Linked DNA regions of Mus musculus: region 2 is linked to region 1. A link is a loop called in an ENCODE intact Hi-C map of the cell type or tissue named here. Cell type or tissue: heart. All regions are shown on one strand. Links, peaks and the distances in the headings refer to the core of each region. The heading gives the core; the rest is flanking DNA.

Region 1 (2,814 bases), core at 216-2,715:
GTTCATGGGAATAATGTTGGGACACTGCATCAGGCATGACTTCCAGGTTCTCTGTTACTCTGTCAATTCCACCCCCCCCCCCCCCAGCAGCAGTTTTTGTTCTGTTCTTTGCAATCTGTCCATATTGTACCTGGACACAAATGCTGACATTCTGTCCTTTGGTTGGTGACATTAATGGACAAGGCCCTCTATGGCTATCTTCTTTTTTGGCCACCCATTTTCTGCCCTTGGGCATCCCAGCGCCTGAAGCTATACCTATACTGGCTGCCTCCTTCCTGTGGCGGAGCTAGGGTCAAGAAGATCGCATATTTTATGCTGGTATTTCCTGGGCTCCTCCATGACCAGCTCCATTTTTTTTTTCTCAAGGAGTACACAAATCTCCCATAGTGCCTGCTTGGGGTGCCCTGGTCTTTCTGTCAAGTGCACGCAAAGTGCATGACTTTGTCCTCCTCACAACATTGCTTCCATGGAGTAAGAAGGCAAGTGTTTTGTTTTGTTCTAGTTGGGTTTTTTTTGTTGTTTTTTGAGCCTCTCACTTTTTGCAGCCCCAAGCAAAGCAGTTTTCCATGCTTGCCCTGGGTGGTGGATGTCCCCCTCCCCCCTCTCCCCCTCCCCCTCCCCCCTCTCCACCTCTCTCCCTCCCCCTCTCCCCCTCCTCCTCCCCTCTCTGTTTCTTCTTTGGTGGCAGGTTGCTTGGCTTTCTCCATTTTTCTAGGGGTGCTCACTTGCTCTGCTCACTGTTGTATCCTGGCTTGTTAGTTTTTCCCACATAAGATCCCATTTGTCGTTCCTGATGGCATTTGCTGATAACACTGTCAGTGGATGGATGTGGGGCTCTTGTGCTCTCTTTGGGGTGGGCCCCAAGATGTGACAGGGGAGAGATGGATATTCATTGTGAATGGTGGCAACTCTTCTCATTTTGACGAAGGGTCCCTCGCCTCTCCTCCCCATCACCATTGGTGGTGTGTGGAAGGCAGGGGTGTGGCTATCCAGCACAAACACCATGAGTTCTCGCACTTCTCACTGTGGTTCTTGGGGTCCCCGTGGAAGCATAGACTGCTGTCCTCACACAGTCCACTCCTTTTGTGTGTTGCATTTGATCCTCTACCCCAAGGCCTGAAGGATCGTTGATCCGGTGCAGTGCATGCCCTTCCCATCCAGTGCCTGTACGCTCCATGTTCCATGCTTTCAATCCTCCCGGTGCTTCTGGTGTATTCCAGGCTTTGGCCATTAATATGCCCACTTCTGAGTTGGTGGTCCCACATCCAGTTCCCTGTCACGCTGCTCCTTCTTGCTGCTTGTACTGCATTCTCATGTCTTCAGTCTTTTGTTTGTTTGGTTTTGTGTGTGTGTAAGAAGCCTGAGGGGGTTGAGAGAAAGTGGGGTAAAAGAGACTCTATCAGTCACTGCCCATTGTCTGAAAGGGGAGACCTGTGTTGGGTGAGTGCATGCCCCTGGTACCTTCCCCCATAGGCCTGCCAGTAGGGTGATGCCCAACAATTGTGGCTGGCCTTTCTCTTAAAAGGCTTTAAAAGACTCTTAGCTACAATGTTACACTTTCTGCCACCCAGCAGGAGCTTAGACAGACCTGACTCTTGAAGGTGTGTCTCTGTCTCCCTCTGCTGGAGGATGCTCAGAATACCCTGGAAAGAGAGGACTTACTAGTATCACAGATGTCACTGTGCTTCCCTTGTTGGTCTTCTTATTCTCCACACTTCACTCATGTAGCTAGCTTTTCCATCCTGCCCTCGGTGAGAAAAAGAGCATGCTATGATCTCAAGGGGCTTCTCATGGATGGTACCCCCAAGGGCCTCCGAATGGCTTCTGTAGGGGCAGTGGGTAGCCCTGGTGGCTCTTCTTTCTTGTTTGGTTCTTCTTGACGCATTGAAAGGGGAAGAGTGTCAGCAGGGGTAAGATTTGGTCTTATGAGATATTTAGGGTTCCTGTGTAATAATAAAACATTTACCTATCTAAATCTAAGTCACTTTGCTGCTGTAGTGGACCTGCCTGAGTCCCTTTGAGACCAGAAACTGCAGACTCTGACATTTACCACCTCATTATAAAACAGGTAATAAGTGAAAGGATTTCTTGCTAGTGCTCTTTTCTTTGGTGAGCCAGCCAGAAGCCTCTCTGGATAATATGGTTGACTCTTTGTGAACCAGAGAGGAAGGAAAAGAAAAGAATTAAGATAGTTTGTACAGGCAAATATGCACAGATACATATACATTAAAACATTGATACAACCACACTCTCACCAGGCCTGATCATCTGTCACAATCAACTCCACAAGTATCCACGCATGCTTACACATATATCTACACAAAAACAGTGAACCCTGAGAGGTAGCCTGGTCCTCAGTTGACCTAAAGGCTTTGAAGCCCCAGAGACCCTAGGAACAGGAGGAGTTTCGCCTGAACTGGGCATCAGGCCCCTGTCAGCAGCCCCCCATAGATTTGTGGTCATCAGTCACATTAGCACAATGCCCCAAGCCCAAGACAATAGGAAAAGAGATGTGACCTGTGGTCATGTAGGAGCAAGACAGAGATCTCCATGCTAATGAAGTACCTAGAGGTCTGGAGGGCTTAGCCAATAAGCTTCCCTTCCCAGACATTCCTCGGTGCAAAAGGCATTTAATCTCAGGCCCATCCTGAGACATGGGGTGTGGTTTTACGCATCCATTTTTCTCCATGGCAATAGATGATGGGGAACCACAGACTTTTTTCATCAGGATCCACTGTGGGAAGCCATGGAGAAGGCCTTTACCTACAGAGCTGCTGTCTAATCTCCCATAGAAGGCCTCTCTGCACTCCCAGC
Region 2 (2,814 bases), core at 193-2,692, 540 kb before region 1:
CTTCTATAGGCACAAAAACAAAGGGGGTACACTCACAACTCAGAAAGACACCAAGGAGCTGAAGGGCCATCCTAGAACACAAAGCCCTGTACAGCATCCAGGCCTCTGCCATCCTTCCACTTACCAAGGGAGTCTTGAGTTAAGCTCTGTTTGCCACTTAAAGATTCATAGAGGTATGCCACATCTAAAAGGAAATTAAACAAGTCAGGGAGCCGTGGCCCCATGGGAAGTGCGAAGTCAACTCTCCCCATCCTGTGATCACATCACAACCTGTCTTTTGATTATCTTCATTTACCATCTGGTAACAACTTTTACCAGTGTAAGTGATTCTAATAAAAGTGAACCACGCTGGGCAGTGGTGGCGCACACCTTTAATCCCAGCACTCTGTAGGCAGAGGCAGGATTTCTGAGTTCGAGGCCAGCCTGGTCTACAGAGTGAGTTCCAGGACAGCCAGGGCTACACAGAGTAACTGTGTCTCGGGGAAAAAAAAAAAAAAAAAAAGTGAACCACAGTTACCAACCTAAGTATACGGAAGCAACCAAAGGGGAAAATGGTCTCATAGGGGAGTCAAGGGCAAAAAAGACACACTTCACTAATAACTGTGTAATAACCACTAGGAAGAAAAGATACACGGTCCTTCTTTGTGGCAGGACTTAAGGAATACTAGTGTCCTCTTTGTACTCCTTGCCAAGAATAACTTTATGGTGGTCTTCAAGTATTTCAGGGTACCCTCATGGAGCTAGATCCAGTCTAACCTTTACAGTCTCTTGCAAAGTATCCAAAAGCAGCACTGCCAGTGGCTTCTGGGCCCCTATCTGGGTTTTGCTCCCACACTCCAATTCTACTGTCCAGCCCAGCCCAGCCCATTTCCTCCCCATGGCTGCCACTGTGAGGTGTGCAGCTCCTGATGGCTTTCTTGCCTTTAGAAAGGCCCAGCTGAAGGGTCAGCACTCCACCCAAGTCCTTACACCAAGAACCCCCACGACTGTCACTTTGTATGGAGATGTCTCCTTCTACACATACTCTTTCTGAGGGTGTGTCCAGCCTCAGCTAGATGGCTTCTTGGTGCAACACCTGGGGAAAGTATCTACCCCAGTTAACTGTCCCTCTTACTGTGTTCTGGCTCATTCTTCCTGTACACCAAATAGATGATATCCCCGCTCTGTAAAGGGTAAGTCTGCTTCTTAACAACTTGCAGCTTATTGATCACTGTTCCATTGGTGCTGTTAAAACAAACAAACAAACAAGACAGAACAAAAGTGTAAGTTACCCCACTCAAAATAACTAAATAGGATAAACATTTTTCTACCATATTAAGAAATTTGCCCAGCATTACTATTCTGAACATACTCAGAGGGAAAAAAAACTAACCATTTATACATGCAAGTATGATCTAGACAAAAAGGTTGCCTGTCACTACCCACTTATAACAAATCAGCAACCCAATTTTCTAAGAGTGGTTTTCTCTTTTTCTTTTTCTGTAAAAATTACTTTTTACTTGTTACTCCTGCTCTATTTTTTTAAGTGTATGATTATTTTGCACGTGCGCGTGCATGCATGTGTGTAGGCCAGAAGAGGGCACTGGAACTCTTGGAACTGGAATTACATATGGTTTTGAATGGTCATGCGGGTCACCTGCAATTCCAATGCAGGTCTTTCTGGCATGCCTCAAGGTGGACCCTGAGGCAGCACAGTGCTGTCATTTCCTTCCTTCCTGCGCTGTTGATACAGCTGCCCCTTCTCTCCAAAATCCAGTTCATTCTCTTCCCCTCTCAGTCTCCTCTGTCAGTTCATTCCTTACTGAGTACTGATCGCTCCCAAAAGATGCATTCAGGACAAAAGTAAAACAAATTGTGGGTTTTCCACTGACAGTGGTGTGGCTCCTGTGCTCAAAAGCTGTGCTTTATAACCCAATTATAATCACACTGCTAGATGGGGAACCGCAGTACATGCTCTAGGTCCAGAGTGTGGGGACAGGAAAGATTCTCCCGAAAGAACTTTTTGGTGGCAACCGATTGGAAAATCAGATGATAAGCACATGATGGCCAAAGAATTCAGTACACTGAACATAAAATAAATTTCAGCTGGACCAAGCTTGGTGCTGCAGCCTCATTCCTGAAAGGTCCAGCACTGAAAGGAATTTGTATTTCAAGCTTGCACAATAATTCTCTCGGGTCAAGGAATAGCAAAAATTTTCCATAAAGCACATGGCACTAGTTCAAATTCTGTGGTCACCAAGTCTCACTGCAACTACTCAGCTTTGCCACTGCAGCATGACAGCAGCCAAGGGCAGGACTTAAATATGCAGGCACGCCCATGTCCTAGTAACTGACAAAACAGCATGCAGACTTCAATCTTGACACAATCTTGACTGGCTTCCAGCAGCCAGGTACCCTCCAACTGTCATCTTCATACTCAGACAAATGAACCCCAGCTCTTAGGCTGAAGCCCAAATGCCCTGCTATGATTTCTGCTTATCTCCTGACCTGACCCCACAGGTTGTTTTGCCTCTGCCTTGACTACCTGCTTCTCCTCTAGACCACCTCTACCCCAGAAGGCAACACCTCTGACAGGAAAGAGATTATCCCATGAGCATCCACAAGGAATCAGCCCACCAAGATCCACATTGGATTCTGAACCTCTACAGCTGTCAAAAGTAAGTCACCATTCTCATAAGCTACTAAGTCTGTGGCAGTTTGTTGCCACAGAAGATGGCTTTAGAACTAGCACCATTTTACAGTGTTAAGAGTTAAAAAAGCTGGGCAGTGGTGGCGCACGCCTTTAATCCCAGCACTTGGGAGGCAGAGGCAGGC

Evidence for each region. Hi-C counts contacts between places; a loop is a spot of excess contacts. Peaks named below come from ENCODE experiments on the same cell type or tissue, not always from the same donor. Only the 100,000 strongest peaks of a DNase experiment are listed, where the experiment ranks them.
Region 2: a loop joins it to region 1, with 5 times the contacts of the local background. A loop is called at or near these places in 3 of 42 quality-filtered maps.

What each region holds. Positions count from the first base shown.
Region 1 is chr5:109,601,586-109,604,399 of GRCm38, reverse strand. It overlaps the pseudogene Vmn2r-ps23. Among named protein-coding and RNA genes, the nearest start is that of Crlf2, 44 kb to the right of the region's middle. In heart, for the core only: a CTCF peak has its summit at 1,630 (motif pointing left); no DNase peak of the experiment used is centred there.
Region 2 is chr5:110,141,961-110,144,774 of GRCm38, reverse strand. It overlaps Chfr (checkpoint with forkhead and ring finger domains), which reads right to left. Exons shown (of 18, transcript NM_001289577.1): 4 at 1,115-1,224; 5 at 125-184; 6 at 1-3. Among named protein-coding and RNA genes, the nearest start is that of Chfr, 7.5 kb to the right of the region's middle. In heart, for the core only: a CTCF peak has its summit at 1,573 (motif pointing right); no DNase peak of the experiment used is centred there.